Regions from separate parts of the Mus musculus genome. Here all the other regions are linked to region 2. The links are chromatin loops, found by intact Hi-C in ENCODE. Cell type or tissue: left cerebral cortex. All regions are shown on one strand.

Evidence for each region. Hi-C counts contacts between places; a loop is a spot of excess contacts. Peaks named below come from ENCODE experiments on the same cell type or tissue, not always from the same donor. Only the 100,000 strongest peaks of a DNase experiment are listed, where the experiment ranks them.
Region 1: it touches region 2 in a loop (3.0-fold over the local background); 14 of 42 quality-filtered maps call a loop at or near these places.
Region 3: a loop joins it to region 2, with 2.7 times the contacts of the local background. A loop is called at or near these places in 5 of 42 quality-filtered maps.

Annotation. Positions count from the first base shown.
Region 1 is chr2:142,808,379-142,816,378 of GRCm38, forward strand. All of the region lies in intron 12 of Kif16b (kinesin family member 16B), which reads right to left. Among named protein-coding and RNA genes, the nearest start is that of Kif16b, 89 kb to the right of the region's middle. In left cerebral cortex, a CTCF peak has its summit at 4,865 (motif pointing left); a DNase peak (open chromatin) is centred at 4,852; H3K27ac peaks cover 546 bases.
Region 2 is chr2:142,250,558-142,258,557 of GRCm38, forward strand. It overlaps Macrod2 (mono-ADP ribosylhydrolase 2), which reads left to right. Exons shown (of 19, transcript NM_001013802.3): 12 at 5,964-6,074. Among named protein-coding and RNA genes, the nearest start is that of Gm25583, 610 kb to the left of the region's middle. In left cerebral cortex, CTCF peaks have their summits at 1,158 and 3,576 (motif pointing left); DNase peaks (open chromatin) are centred at 3,561, 4,195 and 7,158; H3K4me3 peaks cover 283 bases; H3K27ac peaks cover 943 bases.
Region 3 is chr2:140,496,592-140,504,591 of GRCm38, forward strand. All of the region lies in intron 3 of Macrod2 (mono-ADP ribosylhydrolase 2), which reads left to right. Among named protein-coding and RNA genes, the nearest start is that of Gm23846, 60 kb to the left of the region's middle. In left cerebral cortex, a CTCF peak has its summit at 4,534; DNase peaks (open chromatin) are centred at 1,298, 4,543 and 7,106.

The DNA.
Region 1 (8,000 bases), 560 kb after region 2:
TTCCATGTCGAGGATGGAGAGGACTCTGCCCTTTGATGGCATGTGAACAGTGCCATTTGTCCAGCATCACCTACACTATAACTAGGACAAGAAAGGGTATTACCCTGTAAATTTATTAGCAAGAATTGAGGTTGTAGAGAGGCACATGAATACATAAAAACCTATCTGAAAAACCAGATCCAAAAAGGTATGAAGACTCCAGACTAAAGAAAGTACAACGTCCTCACCTTGACCCCATAGCACTGAGGTGAAGATGACCCCATTCACCTGTAATCTCACCACCTGGTATATGCATCAAGGGGCCAAGAAGCAGAGAATTCATAATTGTTCCAGAGCTTTTGACTTGGCTTAATCCCACTTAGCCTTGACCCTTGTTCAGTAGCTCAACTCTTTACCACTAAAACACCTCGCTTCTTTAACTCTTTGGAGCCATTCTATAAGCCCCCCCCACACACACACACATGCATGCATGCATACATAAATGTAAATAAATATATATGACATATAAAATATATGTAATCAAATAGTTAGTACTTTATATAGACTACCTTTGTACACAGTCCATGACACTAAGGTAGTAGTGGCTGCTAGACCCTAGTATAAGGAGAAAACTTAAGCTCACAATGATAAGGAGTTAGGCCAGGCTTCAATACCATATTCACAGATCATGGTAGACATTAACTACCACCCTTAGCCCTGCACTACAGGGTAGAACAGTGGGGAGGGTAGGAATTGAACTTTAACTGTGTATAACTTCAATAGTACAAGTGTAAAGGGCCTAGGACCAGTCAAGAAGGAAAGAGCCCCATGTAGACTGAGGAATGTTTCAACCTTCATGACTGCCAGCGGTACCACAGTACTACCAACCTTATTCTAAAGAGACATGTGCCTCTCCTTTTGGCTATCAAACTGTTGAAATAATGTCTCCAAATAATTAGAATATCCCCAGGAATTTCATTCTGGGAGAAGGTGGCTAGGGGCAGGTGACCACATAGAAGAGGAACTTGTTTCCCAGAGTCCACACAGTTCTGACAAGTTGTCTTGCAAGGGACTGGATCTGAGACAAGGATGGGTCAATAATAGGCAGGACCACACTTCTCCCAGGACACTACGTAAACCTAACCCCATGTCAAGCGCCCAGAAAATGAATTTGAGACAGGGTGGCAGAGAACCCCTCCAACAGTCTCTCTTCCCAATATGGTCCCTGTATTTTACTATAGCTTCTCTCTGTAGTTAGTAGATAGAGGGTGGGTACTGCCTACTGACTTGACATCCTACCCTAGCCTTGCCAACCTAGTACTTGTACACTTCCCTGAGCAAGAGCCATCATCACCTCAGAACAGTTTTCAATACACGCTGGAGGGCCAACCTGGGAGCCTAAAGAATTGACATCAATACTCAGTTGATATAAAGCAGCATTCGAACTCAAAGAAACTAAGCCCACCACTCACATTTGAATGCCATTATCTTTTAAGAGAGCAGTTTCCTTTAACGAGAACACTGCACCTTTTTTTTTATAGTTTAATAACTATGGACCCCAATTTGTACTGTCCACAAGGACCCATTTGTGGCTGTGGGGTCATCCACTAGAGTATGATCCACCTATCAGGCAGGAGTCACACCCTTAAAGAAAACTGACTCCCCCTCTCCCAGAAGTCATCAACTGTTCAATAGCTTCTCAATTAGGGCTTGGCTCAACAATGCCTTCCCACTCCATGGTAGAATGTGGAATGGTTTGAGAACACCACCTTTTTAATAACTGCAACAAAAGAAAATAAAGAAAACTAAAAAGAATTCAGAGCACTTTCATTGTAAAGAATCACTTCAAAAAACCACAGGTTTGTAACCTTGAGACACCAAAGCTAAAGGAAGACGTTTCTCTTAGCACCAAATATAAATCCTCTCAGAGAATAAGTTGGGAGCAAAAAGTAAAGGGAATGTTGAAGATTGCTGAAGTTCTTTTTTCATTATTATTTTAATTAGATATTTTCTTCATTTACATTTCCAATGCTATCCCAAAAGTCCCCCATACCCCCCCCCATTCCCCTACCCACCCACTCCCACTTCTTGGCCCTGGCGTTCCCCTGTACTGAGGCATATAAAGTTTGCAAGACCAATGGGCCTCTCTTTCCACTGATGGCCGACTAAGCCATCTTCTGATACATATGCAGCTAGAGACACGAGCTCCGGGGGGGGTACTGGTTAGTTCATATTGTTGTTCCACCTATAGGGTTACAACATAAATAATAGAAAGCCAACATTCAAGTGGAAACTGAACAACACTCTTCTCAATGATACCTTGGTCAAGGAAGGAATAAAGAAAGAAATTAAAGACTTTTTAGAGTTTAATGAAAATGAAGCCACAACATACCCAAACTTATGGGACACAATGAAAGCATTTCTAAGAGGAAAACTCATAGCTCTGAGTGTCTCCAAAAAGAAACTAGAGAGCACACACACTAGCAGCTTGACAACACACCTAAAAGCTCTAGAACAAAGGGAAGGAAATTCACCCAAGAGGAGTAGACAGCAGGGAATAATCAAACTCAGGGGCGAAATCAACCAAGTGGAAACAAGAAGAACTATTCAAAGAATCAACCAAAGGATGAGCTGGTTCTTTGAGAAAATCAACAAGATAGATAAACCCTTAGCCCAACTCACTAGAGAGCACAGGGTCAGCATTCTAATTAACAAAATCAGAAATGAAAAGGGAGACATAACAACAGATCCTGAAGAAATAAATCCAAAACACCATCAGATCCTTCTACAAAAGGCTATACTCAGTAAAACTGGAAAACCTGGATGAAATGGACAAATTTCTAGACAGATACCAGATAACAAAGTTAAATCAGTACCAGGTTAATGATCTAAACAGTCCTATATCCCATAAAGAAATAGAAGCAGTCATTAATAGTCTCCCAACCAAAAGAAGCCCAGGACCAGATGGGTTTAGTGCAGAGTTCTATCAGACCTTCAAAGAAGATCTAATTCTAGTTCTTCACAAACTATTCCACAAAATAGAAACAGAAGGTACTCTACCCAACTCATTCTATGAAGCCACAATTACTCTGATACCTAAACCACAGAAATACCCAACAAAGATTGCTGAAGTTCTAAAGCAAGCCTGCTGACTTTAATTTTGAAGGTGTTCCCCACTCTCATATCTCAAGGCATCTCTTCCCTCCCCTGTCACATACCTACAAAATCCCCTTTAGTTGCTTTAATATGGCACCCCCACACTCACTGAAGGAGCTCACTCCTCTAGAGTAATGCCAGGAAAGCTCATCAACAAACAGTTCCTAAAGTTTATACATATTTATTTGCAACTTTTTGATATAATAAAGTTTAATGCATCCTGTGAAGGAAAGAGGGACTCGGGAACACACCAGACTGGTCATTTCTATGTAGGATGCTGAACTGGAAATCAGAGAATAATATTCTGACCTCAGCTTGAACACCCATTCCCTATGTAATCCTGAGAAGTTGCAGCAGAAACCCTGTGTGCAGGCTCTACACTCCCAGTGTCTCATGACAAGGTTGGATAAGATCAGCCCTAAGACTTCATCTACTTCGAATACTCTGTCATTAATTCAATGTGAAATGAGAGAAATGAGTAAGAAATTTCAATGCACTACTTAGACACTTCAAAAGAAATACTGATGGTTCAGATAATGAAACTAAACGAGAAAAGCGTCTTCAGAATATATGAGCAGAATTTAAATTAGCTCACTATTTTCTTTCAAGCAGTAATGAAGAAAAGGAAGTATTAACTAGGAAATTAAGGTCTGCTGTTCACACCCTTTCTATAGCTGGGCTCTTCTGTACCCCAACTGCTAAACTACACTCCCTCAGTTTCCCCAGCAGCCTCAGCTCCTAGGAGAACAGATGCTTTGAGCTCAAGCCCTGAGAAACCCTTTTCTACCCTGCTCAGGGCTCCAACCGACAAAGCGGCTTTACCACTATCCCTCCATTCTCACAGCAACCTAATGAGATGCTATGGGCCCCATTTCACAGATCTTGAAACTGAACGACATAGAGTCTACGTAAGTCACCCATGTCACACAGCCACCATCTAGCTGAGCGAGGTGACCTTCAGCATTATTTTCTGCCACCTTGCAGTGTACCTGTGCCTGCTGGCAGTGCCTTCTGCCTGCTGCCATGTAAATGACGAGAGAGTTAGGGAAAAAATCTTAACCTGAGCATTCTTCTAGAAGACTCTTGGCTCTCAATATATGAAGCCAAAAAGAGAGCTCTCTCTCTCTCTTTGAGCACATTCACTAATTCGGACAGCCTTAAACAAACAAGGAAGGTTACAGAACAAGGACACAAGGCAAGGGAAGTTTTAATTCTCTTAAGAACTCCTTAGAGCCAAAGATGAAGAAAGAATGGTGTAAACAGTCATTGCAAAAATGATTCTTATGAAGAGAAGCACATAAATAAAAAGGGAAGGGCATGAGGGAGGGAGGGAGCAAAGGAGGGAAGGATGAAAAGGAGGGAAGGAAGCAGGCCAGCTTTCTAAAAAGAGCCAATCAGAATGACCACCTATGACACACATTAAGAGCCACCACTTAAATGTAAAGCAACTTCAGACAAAGTATTTCAGAAGGATGTGAATGGAAACTCCAGAATATGAAGATGCGTTCCCATCTCTGTATCAGGTGTCAATGTGGCTTCAAGAAGGCACCAGCTAAATAACCCCTAATGCTAGAATCTCCACAATCTGTCTCCACAGACTCTATCTAGAAATCACTGGTGGCCTCTTCAATCCCCTTTAGCAGTACATCCTGTCCTTGCAGACAGCTTCACTGCCAAAGATCCTAGTTAAGAGCTATGGGATTTGTTTTCCCTAACTGCAGTGCCATCTAGTGGTAAAAACCAAACCACTCCCAACAGCACATCTACTCCAACTATTCTCAAGATAATGAATACTGTAAAACAAGAATGTGGGTTGCTCTTAAAACACAATGGCTTTGCCCATAGTTGGGACTGCCACTTGTTAACTCGACAAGCCTCCCTATACAATATGCAAAATATGATAAGATTAGCTTCCCGAGAAAAGACACATTTGGTTGTTGCTGCTTTTGCTCTGATATTGTTTACTTTAAAAAAATGTATTTTACTTACTAACAGCAGACTGTTACTTTGTGATTCTGAAGACATTCAGAGAATTCTTGTTAAATCTAACAAAAAAAAATTACTCTGGCTTAATATAATAAAAAATACAAGTCATTTGTTCTAAATCAACTTTCAAAAACTCTGAAGAATAATTTAAATGCAAGTGAAACTCATTATATAATAGCTACTAGTTTCAGTATATCTTGTCTAGTCTACATGTTAAAATTATGCTCTGAAACATGTGAGTTGGCCATGTTCTCTTTGTTTTTATAAACAAGATCTCTGTGACTACCTTCAGCACCTCAACTTTGGAGTTATTCAAACCACAGACAGCATTATCACAGCCTGAAGAAGACAGGAGGAAGACCAACACTCCCTAACAAGCAGGTCTGAACTGAAATCAGGTTAGAGCGTGAAAAGCTTTCTTTGAAAGTGTATAAGGCTCCTGACCTGGTGCTGAAGCACATTGAGTGTACCTCTGATCCTGCGCCGTATGAATAAGGATGCACTATCTAAGTAACAATAATAAATAATGATGATAAAGTAGTGTAAATCATTTCATCAAGAGGATGCAATTGATGGATAAGGATATTAAAGAACATTCTGGATAAGTGAGCTGTGGTTGACAGAGTAGGCGAGACCTTTGCCTGGATTGTAGGAGATGCATGTCTAAAATGAGGAAGAATTCTAAGTAATTAAAACAGACCTGGAGTTTCCTACTACAGTCATGGTCATTACTCTCCCATTTAACAAAAATAACCTCTGCCTGGCTAAAAGTAACAGCCATGGCTTGGAGGCAATGGCTTACAAAACAAAAGTAGGGAAAGGGATAGGCCAAAAAATTGAGCAGTCTAACTCAACAGGGCGAGAGAATGGAATGAAGCAAAGGGAAGACCCAAAGACCCACATCTGGAACACTGCCCAGTATGCCCAGGCAGTCCTTAAAGGCCATGTGACCATGTGAAATGAGCTGGTGGCTGGATGAGTGGCGTTCTCTGGGACAATAGAATAGTTTACAGGGTAAAGCAAACATGAGAAAGGCACAGGACCCTTCAGTGATCAGTGACTGGGGAGATTAAATATTAGGACAGCTCACTTGATAAGGTCTGAGGGAATCATTTAAGAAACATGATAATTAAAACTGGAATGGAGAGGTTTTTACATGCCATGAAGAAATTCAACACAGAATCATAATATGATACAGCCCCACGGTCACTAGATAGACTGACACTAAAGCTGAGTTAACATTGCTGGAGCTACTGGACCTCCTGGCAGGTAACACTGGAGATGGTATGAATATCCTGGCGGTTATGTCCAGTGTCTGCTAAAGCTGAACACGCATCTACTCTATAACCCAGCATCTACTTATAAAATATTCCTTTCAAACAGATGTGTATATATTCATTAGAAGATACCAATCACAAGGCTCAGAGCAGAGCTTTTTTTCTTATAGCTCCAACAAGGAGCAACCAAATGCAAAAAGAATGAATGAGTTCATTGTGGTAGGCCCACCTTACATAACATTATACAGCTATAACACAACCAGGTATGAGGCAAGTTGGTTCAGTCCCTAAAAACTAATTGTACAGCAACTGAGGTAGCTCACAAACATAATACAAGCAAGGTAAGCCAGTCTACAGAAATATAATCAAGGCCAGATTTCAGAAGTCAGGCTAGATGACTCCTTAAGAGAAAGGAAGAGTAACCCAGGAGCTGTGACAAGGATTCTAGAGGACAGATAATACTGTGTGTCTTCACCTATTTCCTAAACATGGTTATGTTTTGTTTGTGATGACTCATCACTGTACACTTGTGATGTGCATATTGTTGTATAACTGCTAAGACTGAGGCAAGGTTCTAGAGGGACATTTGGGGAAAAAAATAATGGTCAGCGGCAAGAAACAAAAACAAAGCCCTAGCCACAGACCACGGAAGAGGGAGAAAAGTGGCCAAGTGTCTGTGCCCCACATAATTGTGCACACACCCACAGAACTATTTGCAGTTTCCTAGAAAATCAAGTCCTCCTCTGATAAAGACCATCCCCAGAGCCACCTAAGCCAGCAATTCCAGCTATGGTTGGAAAAACTGAGACCAAGAACAAAGAGCACAACTTGATCAAAGTCATAGTAACCAGTGACACAGCCAAGTATAAGCCAAGTCAGTTTGGATACTAGACAGATTCTTTTCTAAGGCCCATGACCTCACTAACCCTGGAAAGCCGGTTAGGGTTCCAGTATGGCTATGAGTTCCCTCCAGCTGAATGGGTATTAAGTCCCCCTGCACTGTTGTTGGCTGCCACTGACAAGGGAATTTCACTCACTGCACCTTTATACATATCTTGCCATGCTAGTACTGAAAACCTAGCCAGCTTCCCAGGGCTAGCGAGGTTGTAGACCTTAGAAAACAATCTACTTGGACCACTCTTCTAGACCATCAGAATTCCTTACCACATTCTAAGTGTTATACACACAGATAGCTACCACCCTGAATCAAAGCTTCTCTGTATAACAAATAGAGACCATCACAGATGCTGAGATCAACCTGTCCGTGGAGCAGCCAGCTCCAACAGACTGACATCACAGCTCCTTAGTTTATGGCTCAGGAAACACTGTGAAAAGGAGAGTGGAAAGATTTTAAGAGACAGAATACCAGGAACTTGTTGTGAAACAATCTCTCTTAGACATGGCTGAATAAACAAGACCAGAACAGTGGTAAAGTTAATGGACACATGAATGTGGAAGACGAAAAAGTTTGTGGGCCCCACTGCTAGACACAGAGCGACCAGCAACTAATGAGTAATTAGCCTCTCCCAGAGATGAGCCCCTATTGCTGCCCAATGCAGAGAGTGCAGAGTGGTCAGTGCTGAAGCCATAGACACACAAACA
Region 2 (8,000 bases):
AGGGGCTTCACTGGAGCGTGTGATAGCCAAGCACATAGGTGATAAAAAGGAGGCACCAGCAGGCAGCAGCTGCCAGGAAACACAGCTGCAGAGCACTCAGGTGAACGCCTATTTATCTTTCCTGAAAGACAGGCGTGAGGTTTCCCTTTCACAGGAGTCAGCCAACTTGGAAACTTCTCACCAAGAGATCAAGCAGCTGGTGACACCCTCAGAACCCAAACTATAACTGTTTGGAATTAGTGTTTCCTCCCCCTCCCCCACCCTAATTTCCCTCTCTAATTTCCTCACTCCTCCCGGCCTTTGGATTCCAGAGAGATGGAACAGAGCTGACCATGGTAGATACTCTCATTGATCATCTGGGGAGAGAATACATGCAGGGCACCAGGCTTGAGCTGAGGTGGGAAGAGATCAAAGAAACATGACAGCGATGTGCTGTAGGTACTCCTAGCCAGCTGCAAAGGATGTCTTGGGAAGTAGGTATAATGTCTGTGTGATCCATGGATTGGGTGAGCGGATTGCCATCTGTGTGCATCTCCAGGTCTTGGTGGTTATATTGTAGTCTGGAAGAGGCAGGAAGAGAATGGTTTTTGGTTTTTGGTTTGTTTGTTTGTTTGTTTGTTTGTTTGGGGGTTTTTTTGTATGAAACTCACATCAACATGTCCAGAGCTGATGGAGAAATAAGTGGATGGTTATATCTGCAGTTCACTCTCCAGTGTTTCAGACTTAAAACAAAAAACAAAAAACAAAACAAAAAATTCTCCCTCCTTTCATTCTTGCTGTTTAAGATTATTTCAATACAAAAAAGTCTTTTTATAAAATGTCAATATTTATATTATTATGCTATGTGAATGTATAAAGTATTTTAAAAATTTTTTAGAATTGTAGTATTGGACCCACATGGTTCAAGTATCAAAAAGTTTGGAGTCTTTGAGTTCTTTATTGATTCAGAGAATTCATAGGAGATAGCAGCTTTGCCCTCAGCTTAAATTTTAAAGTATAACTTTGTAAATTTTGTCTTCCCAGAATTTTACCATCATATTTAGATAATAAATATTAGCTGTCTTTCCAGGGAGGCAATAAAAGATTGATCTTGGGACCCTTTGCAATAGCTCTTCGTTAGCTGTGGCAGTACTACACAAAGTGCTGTGGTCACAGCTGCTTCTTGAGGCTGTTAGAAGAATTACACTTAATAGTCTATACAGAGTATTTTCAAACTGAATAGAAGGTAGGCAGCAACCAGCACATGCTAGCTGTTGCTCGCATAGCTATGTAATTAAACAAAGCACAAACATTATCATACTAATGTCAGTGGCAATCTTCAGGACCATTTCCCTCTTATGTAATCAAATTTCATTTCCAAATGTGTGTTTCTAGACCATTTTGAAATGTGTGAAATGAATATATAGATGAGAAGAAAACAAATTCAGGCAAGACTGATCTCCTTCCACATAAGACAGAGCTAGCTTAGGACTCTGTTGGTTAAGGGCCTGCCCTGCAAGCTTAGGAATCAAGTTTGGTTCCTTTGCAAAAATGCCAGGGGCAGTACTGGGTGCCTGTAACTCCACCTAAGGAGGATTGGCTTGGTGGCCAGCCATTCCAGATGAATGAGAGACCTTGTCTCAATCAATCAGTAAATAAGGTGGGTAGGGACTGGTAAGATGGTGCAGTGGTAAGTGCTCTTGCTGCATAGGCATGAGGGTCTGAGTTCAAATCTCCATCACCTGTGCAAACAGCTGGACATTGCCACACTGACTGTACAGGGTCAGGGACAGGAGAATCATTGGAGTTTGCTGACTACCAGTCTAGCTGCAGATTCAGTGAGAGACATTACATCAGGGGACTAAGACAAAGAGTGATATAGCAGGACGCCTGGAATCCTCTTCTAGCTCTGACCACCTTCATGGGTACCCTTATCTGCACATCCATGTACAGATTTACTACATATCACACACACACACACACCTGTGCATACAAGTAGGACTATATACAAGTACCTACAATATACACAAAAGTGTCAACACTTAGTAAGAAATAACAGAAAAACATACCATATATATTACTCAACTATTATCAGTTACTTTCATCAATAATAATGCCAAAAGTTCTCCTGACTTCTAGTTACTTACAAGAAGGTTTTTGGTTTTGGTTTTGGTTTTTCTCATGCTCATGGGAACCTGAGTCTGCAGGTTGTAGGTTGGTCACCTGATCAACTAGATTGGCTAGGATCGGCTAGGTGGTTCCATTTTGAGATGTGAATTCCTTAATCTTGTCCTCACTCTACTCTGGGTCGAAGGCTGTTCTACCTACTTCTTGTCCTCCGTCAACCAGCACCTGACAAAGCGTCTTCTTCCCCATGGCAGACGGTGGAAGCACAAGACACATGTCCAGCTCTGCAGCACATTGAAGTACTGCTGGTCTTATCCACTTGTCTTTAATTGTCCAGGTCAAGCAGCTAAGTCCAACGTCAGGGACGTGAGCTTCCTACTCTCCGACGGAGGACACTGACAAACAGTTATACCGTAGACCAAGAATTTAATCTGTGAACTGCTGTATCTGAACTGATTTGCTTGTGTCTAAAATTCCGGAGACCAGAGTAAGAAAAGGTAACAGCGTGCCAGCGATCAGTACACGTCAGCCCGCTGGCCCAGCAGTAGCCAGGGACTTACCCTGATTGATTTCCCTTCCCTATTTCCGTTTCTATGCATAGCTGTGGAAAGAAGTAAAAATATCAAGATAACACCTTCAGGCCATAATGCTGGGATTCCGCCTTGCCATCTCTCTCAATAGAGAATTAAACACGCACAGAATTCCTGTCACAGCCCAGCGGTGACAGATCCCTTCTTTGAGAATGAATTTATTCTGCAGGCAAAAACTCTCATATTATTCATGTAAACTTCATGGAATGTGTTCTTGCAAATAGCACATGCTTAATAAATATGGTTTAAAAGATAGATGGTCAGAAATAATACTAAAAACACCGGGAAGGAGACAACAGAAAAATTCTTGCTGGTTATTCTGCTTTTTAGGGTGGGAAAATAAAACGCCACATCACACACTACACAAAAGCCATGGAAGTGTATTATCACAAGTGGATAGATGTTCCTACATGTGCAGTAGCTGGGAAACTCTAGCTTCTGTGGGACATTTATTTTTCAGCTAACAAAATAGCCCAGTGCTTCCCTGTAGGTAGGTATTGCTTCACATTTATTGTAACCCTTTTAAAGTCCCTTCTAGAAACCACAAGTTTATATGCCCTACCCCACTTAACTTTTTATTCTTTATATGTTTCCTGTGAAGATAGACAGATTGAGCTGCTCCTTACCAAACACTTATTGGTAACCGGGTAATGAGAGTCCGTGTGGTGTCTTCCTCTCCCTCCACCTCCACCCCACGCATACACCGGCAGAGGCCCACTTTTTCAGTAAGAACTCACTCGGTGGAAGCATTTAAAATGGATGGAAAGATAGAACGCAGCCAGAATGTCCTTCTAAAAGACAGTGAAATGCATGCTAATCTAATTGCCCAAGAGTGCACGGTGGGCTTTGAGAGCAAGTCTTCTGCATTGGCGCCCCCTGCTGGATTTGAGCGTGAATTGTCTCTGAAATTGAAAACGTACCTTTACAGCTGAGGGCATGCTACTCAAGTGGCAAACCCAGCCTACTTCTAGAATACCTTTCTTCCAAGATAAACATGCGAAGTGATTCCTAAGCTGGCTTCCCAAGAGCAGAAATACTCACGTAGAAAATTACAGCTGAAACTCAAAATAGGGAAGAAAAACGTGCCCCTGGGATGTTTGTTAGGGAGATCTATGACCTGCATGGGAAGGCAGAGGAAATCCTGGGTGAGCTGCTGAGTAAACCCCTGTATAAGAGCACTGCATCTGGGCATCTGAATGTGAATTTCTTTTTAACTGCCAGAAACAGTTCCTTACATTCCTAAGACTTGTTTCCTTCTCTGACTGTATTCTCCAGTTAAGGATCCTCTCTGTCTCTGTCGTAGTCACACTAGAAGGGACATAGGAACCAGACTAATTTTAAAGGCAGCCTGTCACCTACAGACTTCAGACCTTTTGTGAAATCTACATTATGAAGTCTGTCTGTTCGAGGAAAGCTGGCAGATCTTCTCCTGCTTGTTCAGTCCATTTGGTAGGGAGGAAGGGAAGAAATAATTGGCTAAATTTTTGGCACGTGTTCTCGAACCAGCTTGGCCTTATTAAGGGAACAAGAACAACCGTGATGGCTATTTCCTCCCAAGAACAAAAATCAGTGCTGTCATCCTCATGAAGATTCTCAACAGCAGGTGCTGTGTGGTGCTGTTAAATATGTCACTTACTGCAGTGGATTTAAAGACACACCGAGAAGTCCCTAGCTTCTCATATTCAAAATTGCTCTGTTCTCCGCAAGCTGAACAAACGGAGTAGATCCTGTACATACTCAGGTATTAATTGACTGCAGTCTTGTTCACAGTGGATGCTGTCCGGTGGATTGCTTTCAGAGTATCTTGGTAATGGGTCTCTCCAAGTTCTAGGGTTGTTGTTTTATCTCTGCTAGTCAAGCCCCCCTCCCCGCCCTCGGGGAGGATTCTCATACGTCTGCTTTTGCATGAAGAACAGGTAGCAAAACAGCCCATGCCTACCTTCCCAGCACTCAGGAGATACAATCGTGAAAACTGCAAGGTCAAGGCCAGACTGGACACAGAGTGAAACCCTGTCTCAAAGCTCAAATCAAACCAAACCAGAAAAGAATGAGCAGCACCAAGGGGTGGCACTGAAAACACAGTAAGATCATAAGTGTTGGTAACTTAGGCCTACTTGTGGGCCAGGGATGGAGAGGGCACGGCAGTCTTTCTGCTCTGGGACATTGGCTAAGGTGGCAACTCTGCATCCTACAAGCAGCTGGGATGGACTAGAAGATGCAACACTGTCTCCCTAATGGGTCTTGCTTCCTCACAGCTTGGTCCCATGGCCCTCTCTGTCCAGGGTAGTCTAGTCTGAACTGCATTGCAGTTATGGCTCCCTTTCCCAAAGGAGAAAGCAAGAACTGTCACTCTGAGGCAGCTCAGAAGGCTCAAGACATCATTTCTACCTTAACCCCTTGGTCAAACAAGTAACAAGACATATTGTGTCCACACAGAAGGGAGTTAGCTGCTGCTCCTGGACAAAAGGCCTTATGATCATTTGTACTTCATATTGCTAGCTTCTTATTTTCAGTCCTCTGTATATAACTACATTTTATATTCCATTCCTGTATCTTCAGATAAGGTAATGATCTACATTGCTCTTTTCACAAAAGTGTTTTTGGAGATCTCCCCAAAATTAATTATAAAATCAGGCCTTTACTTGCCCTTGGGAGTACATTTTCTCTGCCCATGAATTCACAAATTTTAAGACAAAAAAATAATTAGTTGCAAGTAGCCAGCCTCCAATGCAGCCGCCCATTTAGTTATGTTTTTCAGAGTTCTACAGTTGATCAGCGTAATGAATTCAGGACAAAAAAAAAAATTACGCATTGATGTGTTAGACCACCATATACAAGATAAATGAAAATAAAATTTTTGAAAGCACATATCTAACGAAAACATAAAAGGCATAGAAAATCAGCCAAGCTCCTTACACTGAGAATGTCACTTGATTCAGAGCCGGAAAGAAGATTGAAGTAAAACGTGTTTGGCATCTTTGGAGATGGCCAGCAAAAGGAGAAATGCTTCCAGCACCAGAGTGAATATTATTTACTTCAGTGTTGTTTTTACCTCTAGCAAATCCTGGGAGAAGAGACGAGTACAAATGCACCTCTTTATGTGGGGGGCCTCTTCTATTTCATGCCTCTGATTCATCTCTCCGCTGTGCTTTTGGGGAGTCATGGTACATTGCTTGCAATTAATTTCAGTGTCGCGTATTAGCCATAAAGAGATATTTCATACATTGACTTGATTTTTTTTCTCTCCCCCTGTGGTTTTCTTGAAAGATGAAAGTGGTCCAGAGGAGAAGCAAACTGCGGAAGAAATGGAAGGGCAGAGCCAAGAAGCAGGTGGGCTCAGGTTTCTTTTGAGGAATCTCCTTGGTCTCATCCACAGAGGTGAACAACAACTTTCCTCACTGTTATTGCTTAAAAACGCTTATGTCTTTCCAAACCTGACTAACCCAGTGTTCCTTCCTCTCCAGTTCCAGTCACTCCTAAGTTGACTGTGCTCCCGGTACAAAAACTGTACTCTTATTACCGATTCCATTTCCTTCTCGTAATAACAGATTGCCTAGGCCTGCACTAGGAACTGTGGGCCAAGATGGGAAGGAAACACAGCATCAGAGCTCGGGTGACTTAGATAGGGTCAGAATGAGCGGACAGAGTTAGAGGAAGAAAAAAATGAAATTAGAACTACGTGAAGAAAATGAAGAAAAGGCTCTCTCTCCGTACTAAATGGGGTGCTTTTAACTCTCTTGAATTTAATTTTGAAGAGCCATGTGTCTGGCTATCTTTGCATGTTGTAGATGGTGCCAGACAACCAGGGCAGGGCCTCACTCCCGATAGCTATAATATAAAAAACCTTCCTGACATCACCCCTATTAAGAGAAGTCACTGTGCATATTGATTATATCGTGTTATAGATTCTACACTGTAGATTATAAATTTAGCATTTAAAATAATAGCCATTATGGTTCAAAAGAGATTAAAATCATTTTTCCCCATCCCCGGCCCCATTTCTGTCCTTGGGAATGTTGTTAAGGGAATAACAGCCACAATCATTTGGTTTCCAGCCTTACTGCCAAAATAAAAATATCCCCTTCCCTTCAATCTCCAAGTCATTTTCCTTATTCTATTGAGGCCCATGGGGTGGAGCATGTTTTTAGAGTGAGCTCTGACTCCTGTGCCTACTACATCCTAGTCCACATGCTGAAATCTCAAAATTAAACCAGGTTAATGTGATATGTTTTCTACTGAAAACTTCTACAAACTCTTGGGACTGCTTTGAGGAAAGAGAGCTTTTATTATTAACTGAGAAGATGGGGTTGAAGGAGGCTAATCAGAGGATGCCTTGAAGCAGGCCAGGAAGAACCTTGTGTACCTATTTCTGGGTCAGCTGTTCCTTTCCTCTGAACAGAATGAATTTTTGGTACTGTAAACTGTTCTTGTCTGAGCTCCTACCCACTACCCACACACTATTGCACTGTGTTGAAGGTGGGACTGGCATGAAAAGCTGTCACTGTTTCGGGATCACATGTGTTTGTCAGTCAGCTGCTGGCTGCTGAGGACCTGGTCTGACTGTTGAAGTTTTATGGATTTTATTCATTCAGTGTGCTGTTCCAAGCTGTCTTTATTAACATTGATTTTCTTCTATTACTGCACACACACACACACATACCCCACATGCACACATACATGTACGTACATGCACACACACATACATGTTCACACACATACACATGAATACACATGCACATGTATACATGCATGCATGAACACACATGTATGCATATGTACATACACAACACATGCATACATACACATATACATGCACACATCCACATATACATGCACACATACACACATGTGCACACACATACAGACTTACATGCACACACATACACACATGCATACACACGAACACACACACCAATACCTATGTTTTATTCATTCATCCTTTCCTCCTATATCAGTTAGGTCCTGGTAGTTTCTTTTTGGGTTTGTGACCACCATCTGAGATGTCAGAGTGGAAGAGTATGAGCCTTCTCTATCTATTGAATATAAGAGCATTACCACTCAATATGACTCTCTCCTAGGCGTATATTGTAGCATCTTAAGTGTCTTCCTCAGTGGTTCCTCTTGCTCATCTAAGACAGCATGCTGACTGATGGAGACTATCAGTGGGGTCCATTTAGAATTGTGGACAATGCTGATCTGTGCATTTTGCCCTTTCATGGCCTCCTCTGATTAGGCAACAGAGCAACTGAAGACCTGGTTTTGGTTGTTAAAGCCCTGTGACCTGCTGTTAGTTTCCAAAATATC
Region 3 (8,000 bases), 1.8 Mb before region 2:
TGGATACCACTTAGTTTTTTTACAGGATCACAGTTTATTGAACAACCAATACATTTACAAACTACATCAGTTTCATTGCTTGTAATTTACCAAATAGTCCTGATTTCTTTTAATAGCTTCTGTTGGCAAACACAGGGTTTTATCACAATATTAATTACTAGTAACATTAATTATCAGGTTACATATTACATATCACACATTAATATATAAAAGACTTTAAAATGGAAGTGAACAACATGGTGTTCAAAAGGTAAAACATTTCACCCTCTAAGGAAGCTCATTGAGAAAAGAAGTAAACAACTAGAAAGCTTCAGGAAGTCCCTGAAACTAACCAGATTCACTAGGTTATCTCCTCCCCCAACTTCTTTCTCTAAGTATATATAAGTAATGTACTGCTCAGAGACACTTTCAGACAATCTGAGGTGCTTGGAAGAAACATGAACCAGCTAAGTTTCCTAGAGTAGGCTCAGACCAATTGAGTTGCCTGGAAAGAACATGAGTCTCCTACCTGTTTAGTTGCCTACTGGTTATACTTAGCACTCCAAGTTTCTAGCTTAGTGGGCTGCTACCCATGCTGAGGTACGTTTCAGTTATGTAGCCATGTTTATGTTGTTTCTGCCCCTGTAAATAACTATTTACACATGTACCTATAAGTTACCCCAGTAATATGATTTGGTTCATCAATTTGGACCTTGGTTATATCTCTCCTCTGCTCTGTTTTTCCCTATCTGGGGTGAGTAAATGTATATTCACATCTGAATGAGATGCCACTCAAATTCTTGGGCATTGGAATACTTTGTTTCCAGTTGGTGGCTCTGTTTGGGCAGACATAGGAGATATGGCCCTGATGGAGGAAGTGTGACATAGGGGTGAGTTTTTAGAACTTAAAAATGTGCCATTTGTCTCTTTGCTCCCTCCTTGTAGTGTGAGATGTGAGGCTCAACTGTTTCTGCCTCCATACCTTCTTGAGCTTGCTGCCATGTATCCCTACCATAATGCACTGCTATCCCTCTGAAACTGTAAACTAAATAAATCCATCTTTCTAAAAGTTGCCTTGGTGGTGGTATAATATCACAGCAATATTAACTAAGACAGCATCTCACTAGGAGTAGTGTCACATGTCATTTGGTCTTAGCCTACTCCTTTTATAAATCCAGGTGAGGGCATTTCATCTAGTATGATTGATAGGCTCATACATCTGTTTTTTACGTGATTTGGTGTATATTCCAGTGTCATCCTTTGTTGGCATACATAAGTGATCAGTTTGTGCCGGCAGAGTGCTGGCAGATGGTGGTTACTCACTTGCATAAACAAGATGTGCAGAGTCATTCTTTCTTGGCACTTACACTCTTGGTGAAATAACTCTGGTCAAAGCTGTTACTTTATAAAAAAATCATTCTTGGCTAGTCTGAAAACTGCAATTCCGTACAACATAAGAAAAACTTAGAGCAGGCTCAATTTGATTTACTCAATGAAACTGTAGAACTTTTGTATGTAATGAAAGTTAAATTATTATTTCAAAATTGATTACTATGAGTAATAATTTTATAAACCTCCTGGGAAGTAGGAACTAAAAGTCTATGGCTGTTATACAAATTAGAAGGGAAACAAACACCCTCTACAGAAAATTATATCACAAAGGGAAACAGAATGGGTTTTTAATAATTACTTAATTAGTATGCTACAATGAAGTGACTATGATAGCCTTCGTTTTACAACCTGACTGGATTTGATGGCTTAGTAAACACACCTCTGGCTGTGATGTGTCTTTGACAGTCCTTTGCCTGCTCCTTCACTGCTGTGATGCATGTGACTGCCCTTCTTCACCACATCCTACCATAATGAGCAGACAGATACCTTGAGCCCAAAATAAAGCCTTCTTTCTGGAAATTGTGTTAGGCAAATACTTTGTTAGGCATAACTAATGTGGCAGTTGTAGCTAATAACACTGCATTATTTACTGAAAATTTGCTAAGAGAATTTACATATCTCCCCACCTTGCCCTTGGGTGAGGATCAAAGCCAAGGCCTCTGGGTGCTAGGGAAGCTATATCTCCAGCCCATGTCTTTTCAGTGTGTATCTACACAAAAATTTAGTGCAAAGTGTGGTTATGCTAGCTAGCTTGGTTATAGTAATATTTCATAATGTATATGTGTATTAAAACCCTTAAGTATGTTTACTATATTTATATTGAACTATTAATATATTATTTTAAAAGTATATACCATCATATATATTTATTATTCATCAATATAGATTAAAATGGTACTTTTTGATATTTTGAAGTAAATATGAATACTGTACTTTTCAGAACAAATAAGAAACATCCTTTATTTCTCTTCAAAAAAAAAAAAGTTTTTTCCACTAATATCAAGCAAGCAAGAAAATATTTGATACTGTTAATGATCTGCAAAACCATTTATGATGAATAGAGGATGTTAATATTTAAACTATTACTAGATTTTAATAGAATGTCCATACTTAAATATATTTTATATGGAAATGAAAAAAAATGTTAGGATGGCATGAGGTAGTTACTTATTACTTTGTGTCTTTGTTCTATTGATAGTTACTGTGTTAATACTGTTATTTAATCTAAGGCTGTATTATTCAGAGATTCTATCATATATAAAAGAAAATCTACAAAGAAGAAGAAAAGCATTTTGTAATAGAGGAATATGCTATGTCTTGCACATGCATTTGTTGTTTGGAAGGAAAAACTACTGTTTATATTCCAATATCTACAAAAGACATTAAAATGGAAGCCTGTGAAATTTAAATAGGCATTTTGTTTTATGAGTTGTGTAAGCAAGTGCCTGAAAACATAGTCAACAAGACCAGCCAAAAATAATGTTTTTCTCTTGACGTAGTATGGAATTTAATCTAGATATTCAGTTCATCCAGAAAGAAGTACATTCATTTGTGTGCAGTGCTGAGACCCTATGCTAGAGTTGTTAATGTGCCTTGTGATACTTGTTGTCTTTTCAGTATTCCTTCATCTTTTCACTGCTGGTATAAAATGTCTGCTTTTCTGCTGCAGAGGGTGGTTAGTTAGTACCTGCATGACCTTTGCTCCAGTTGCTAAGAGATGACTTCCACAAACCTTTGATGGGGAGCTGCCTGCCTTTTCTCTCCTTTCCAGCCCGGGCATGGTCAAATGGAATGCACCCTTAGAAAGTTCTTTTCATCAGTCACCAACAGTCTTAGCGGGGATAGGGAGCTAGTGGGCTCCTGTATTTACCTGGGACTTCTCATTCACCTCCCTTCTGTGTTGGAGAAACAAAGACACTTTAGCATGCTTTCCTTGAATGGACAACCAACCTTGCTACTTTCTACCACAGAAAGAAGAGTGCTTTTCCTCAGTTTAGTTAGTATTGGGGATGTGTTGTGGGTAGGGAGTTTTGTTTTGTTTTTACTAATTAAAAGACTGTGGTTCCAGAGATGATTCCCAGTGACCATGGAATTTTATATCTATTGAGTTGTATGGGACAGAGACATATAACATTTTCCCAGTACACTAGAAAATTTACTTCTCTATTAATCCGTGAGCCTTGGCCAGGACTTTAGCTGAGATACTTCAGGTTCCTCAACCATGAAATAGCACAAGAGCCTGGGGATGCAGCTTAATTGGGAGGAGCTCTTGTCTAGCATTTAGGAAGTTTTCGCTTTTGGACCCCAGCTCTGTATACATCAAGCATGGTGGCTAAGGTCTGTAATTCCAGCACTTAGGAGGCAGGAGCAGGAGGACTGAGCTTCAAGATTATCCTTGGCTACATCTTTGGCAAATTGGAGGATAGCCCTGTCTAAAGTAGATGGTGCCTTATCATAAACAACACCAGAGGAGTAAAGGCAGTGTCTGTAGCCCACTAAGTCTGCGGTTAGTGACATCAGGTCTGAGTCCTGGCTATACCATTCCACATCCTTTCCTGTCCCTCACCTTTCCTCCCTCCCTCTCCTCCTCCTCGAAAAGTTAGATATGCTCTCTCCTGGTGAGCTGCACTTATTAATTTTGTTTTGGGCTCAATATTTGTTTGTAAAAGGAGACAATTTTGTTATAAAATCGGAAAGGGATTTTGTATGTAAAAAGCATGCTAGAGGACACATCCCATGCCCTAAACAGAATATTTTTAAATATTACTCATTTTAAATAGAAAGTCTTCCTTTTAGCTTAATTCTCTCTTTACATTAGCCTCATCCATTCATTTGCATAACGAGTCTGTATAGTTCTTTCTGTCTACTAGGCTCTGTACCAAGCATGATTCAAGTATTTTCTTTGATTCTTAAAGATACTTTTAATGTGAAATTGAGTTATAAACAACCTAAAAGCACCCCCAAGACCATGCTGCTGGGAAGTAACAGCTGGCTGGCTTCAGAACCATCGCATTTATGTTGCATACTTGCTTGTGTCACATCCTTGCTTTGGTTTTCCTATTCACTGTCTTGTTTCTTCTCAGGGAGATTGAAGAAGTCTTGTGCAAGCTCGCTCTGCTTTGCCTTTTGCGGAGCTCCAGGCCTGCCAGAGGTAGCATGTTTTTGTCACCAGGGTGTGCTGTGATTCCACCAATCAGAACTTACTGCAGGTGCTGTGAAGCTGGCTGGAATCTCTCCATGTCTCTGCTGCTGCTTAGGGATCACAGGTTTTTCAGCTTAGAGCTTTCTTATCACCTGGGCAACTGCGGAGGACCCCCCAAGTCATTTTCTTCCTGTTCTACCACCCGTCCATGCTCATTGGCATCCTCCTGTGAAGAAGGGAACTGGTGTATCTTGCTGGCAAATGGCTGTAGCATGCCTCAATGTTTCCAAAGAGCTCTGTCGTATAACATTGTGATGCATCAGCCACACACGTTATCTTACTAAGAAAACTAATGGTTTTAAAAGTCTGATGTCAGTAACATAATGTGATATTGGCAACTGCTGCCACTTCCAAAACTTGCATCTTCTACCTGCTAAATTCATGATAAATTTGGAATTGATCAGAGCTTCACTAAAATGCTTGTGTATTTATAAATATGTTTTTATAAAATAGAGAACTTTATTGTTATGCATAAAGAGTATCTGAAATTCATATTTCACAAGTCCATTTTATATTCACTTGTGGGTTATAATAATACTCAGAATGTTTATATAGTAAGGATTATAGAAGCATAAATTGAGCGATCCTTAGGGTGGGTACATATAACATACATACAAAATGTCCGAAAGTGTCTCTGGCAGACTACTATAGCATTATAAATAAATTAGTACAACTCCTCCCTTCTTTTCCTCCTTCCTTCCTTCCTTCTCTATTTGTTTGAATCCCTACATCCTTTGAAAGTAGCCAGACTATGAATTTGATGAGGGAGAAGCTTGCACAGTAACTCGTAGGAATCACGTTATTCTCATGGCAGTGTAACCTTGTCTTTAGGAGCTGGTCTTGTACACTTTCAGTAATTAATCACTAGGTAGTTTTCCTTGAAAGGGCACTTGTTTTCACACTGTTCGAGGGATTTATCAAGAGTCTGGGCTGTTCTGGGAGATATTCTGGGAAACGCTTTACATTACTTTGTCAAAGAGACTCCTATTTCCTGATAATCCTGTCTTTAAGCAAGCAGAGTTTGTGTAGCCACCTAGCAGCAACATTCAGTTTGAAGATAGCATTTCACATGCTTGATAAAATAGTGAAATCACCGACTAGCAGGATTCTTAAGTGAGGCTGACATTTTACAACACTGTGATAATTTTGTTTAATGTGAACATTTTTACAGTGTCTAATATGTGTGGAATTTGTGTTCAATGACCACTTGTGTGAAGGAAAGAAAAACCAATGCAAGAAATTCCAGTTTGGTAAAAACATTTTTTACCTTTTTTCCCCCTTAATGTGATCACTGAATAGTATCTAAGTTCATGCACACTTTAAAATGTGAAGCCTTGGTTGAGGCCACTGTGAAATAAGCCGTTTCCATAATCACGTAGATTTATGATTTTTTTGCATATCTAAAATTATTTTTCTAGAAAAGTTAACAAATTCACCTAGAATTAAATATGTAATTGAAACTATCTTATAAACAAGATAATGAATTGATGTTGGAAAACTATATAGATGAGAAAATGGATGGATTGTACACTGCACAATACCCCCTCCTCATTTTATCTAAACTTTATGCTTTTTGTATCTTTCATTTCTAGAAACTCATATTTTTAAGGATGTTTTAGAAAAAAATCCTAGTGCTTGAATATATACATATGTATTTATGAATGTCATTAGCTAAAATTGCTTTTTTTGTATGCATGGCAATTTATGAGTGCCTTAAGTAATTGGGATATATATAAAAACAGACTTTTTTTAATCTTCAAGGAATAATCAAAACCGAAATAATTGTTGTATGAAGATGTAGTTATTGCAAATGATATATTATACACTTTTCCCATTTTCTTAAAGCCTGGACTGACATCACTGCTTGTTATAAGTTACATTTTTAATAAAAGTACTTACTGAATTTTAACATCCTAATAGGATTTTCGGCCTGCTCACCATAGAGTTTTCTTAGTCTTTTGGCCCAGTCTTTCTTTTGACATGTTTTGCTTCATTCACTTATTTTTTATGTTTTACTGCACCTTCATTCAATTTTTATCCCCTCAGCTAATAGGTGGCACCCCCATGCTTTCCCTTGTTTGGTATTGGGATTAGGTACTGAATGCAAGAAGACAGGTCCTGGGCTAGGATGCATCTTCATAGATATTACGGTAGAGCCACGGACCAAGTAATTGAAGTACATTAAGTTCTGTATTTTTGTAATACTGTGGATGGAACTGAGAACTTCATGTTCACTAGGCAAGTGGTTTGCCACTGCGCTGTATCCTAGTCCTATAATATTGTTAAACAGTTGGATGTTTTTATTTTTATACTAGAAAACAGTTCCTATTTGTTCAGTGACCTTTAGAAATAGCCTACATGTTTTGTTGATGAAGACAGTTGAGAGCAGGGAGAGACACCCATACCGATGTGTTCTTTGTGTGAGCACAGCTTTAGTGGCTCTGAAGTATGGGAGCACTGCCCACTGTATGGCCTCACTTTTGCCTACAGAATACTTCTCATTTCCACACAGTTCTCACAGGGCTCATATGTTTAGTCATCCGGTATCGCAGCTTGCAGCTCAGTTTCTACAGCTTTATTTTCACTAAAGATAATTACAGTTTGTCTTGAGTCTTTGCCTTGTCTCCTGGCTGTAGTGTTCTCCAGCTTTCCATGGTTTCCTTCCACATTGTGTTAGATACAAGTAAACGTTAGTTGATGTCATGCTTAGTTTTTGTTGATGACCCACTTCAGAGTTGGTGTTCAGAAACACTGTTAATTTAATTATGTGTTCATTTCTCATAGATGTCAAAAGTAAATCTTTGAGGAAAAATTGACTTGTTTACTTGTGTTTACTCTATGTGCAATTATTAATAGTAGGTTAAAAATGTTTACTAGAGAATTTTAGACATTCCAGTTTCTAATGTTTTCTTAGCAATAGATTCCCAGGTAACAGAGTTTGATAACAGGAATACTTAGAAATCCAGGGTGAAGTTTAACTCCTTTTTACATTTTCAAAATTAATCTTTTCAATATTTAATATTTACTAAATTTGTAATTGAAAACTACATACAATATTTCCATTGTACTTTCTTAAATTTAAATTCTCTGTTAGAATTCTCATGGAAAGTTTGGGCTTCTGAAAGATTTATTGTAAATGTGTATAGTTTTCATGTTACCTTCCACTAGAAATAGAGATTTGTATCTGGAAGGTAGGACCTGTGAAGGACTAATAAAGAGAGATGTTCATTTTGTTGTTGTTGAAGAATATAGTTCTATGAATTCCATTTGGAAATTGGGGCTAAAGTGTCAGGATTCAACTTTGCCAAGTTATCTTCTGCTCTGTACATGAGCTCATCTCCCACAATGGTGATGAATCGATACATTAATATTTAGCCACTTGTTTGAATGAGTTAAACACGCATCTTCAAGGTGAAAACAAACTTAC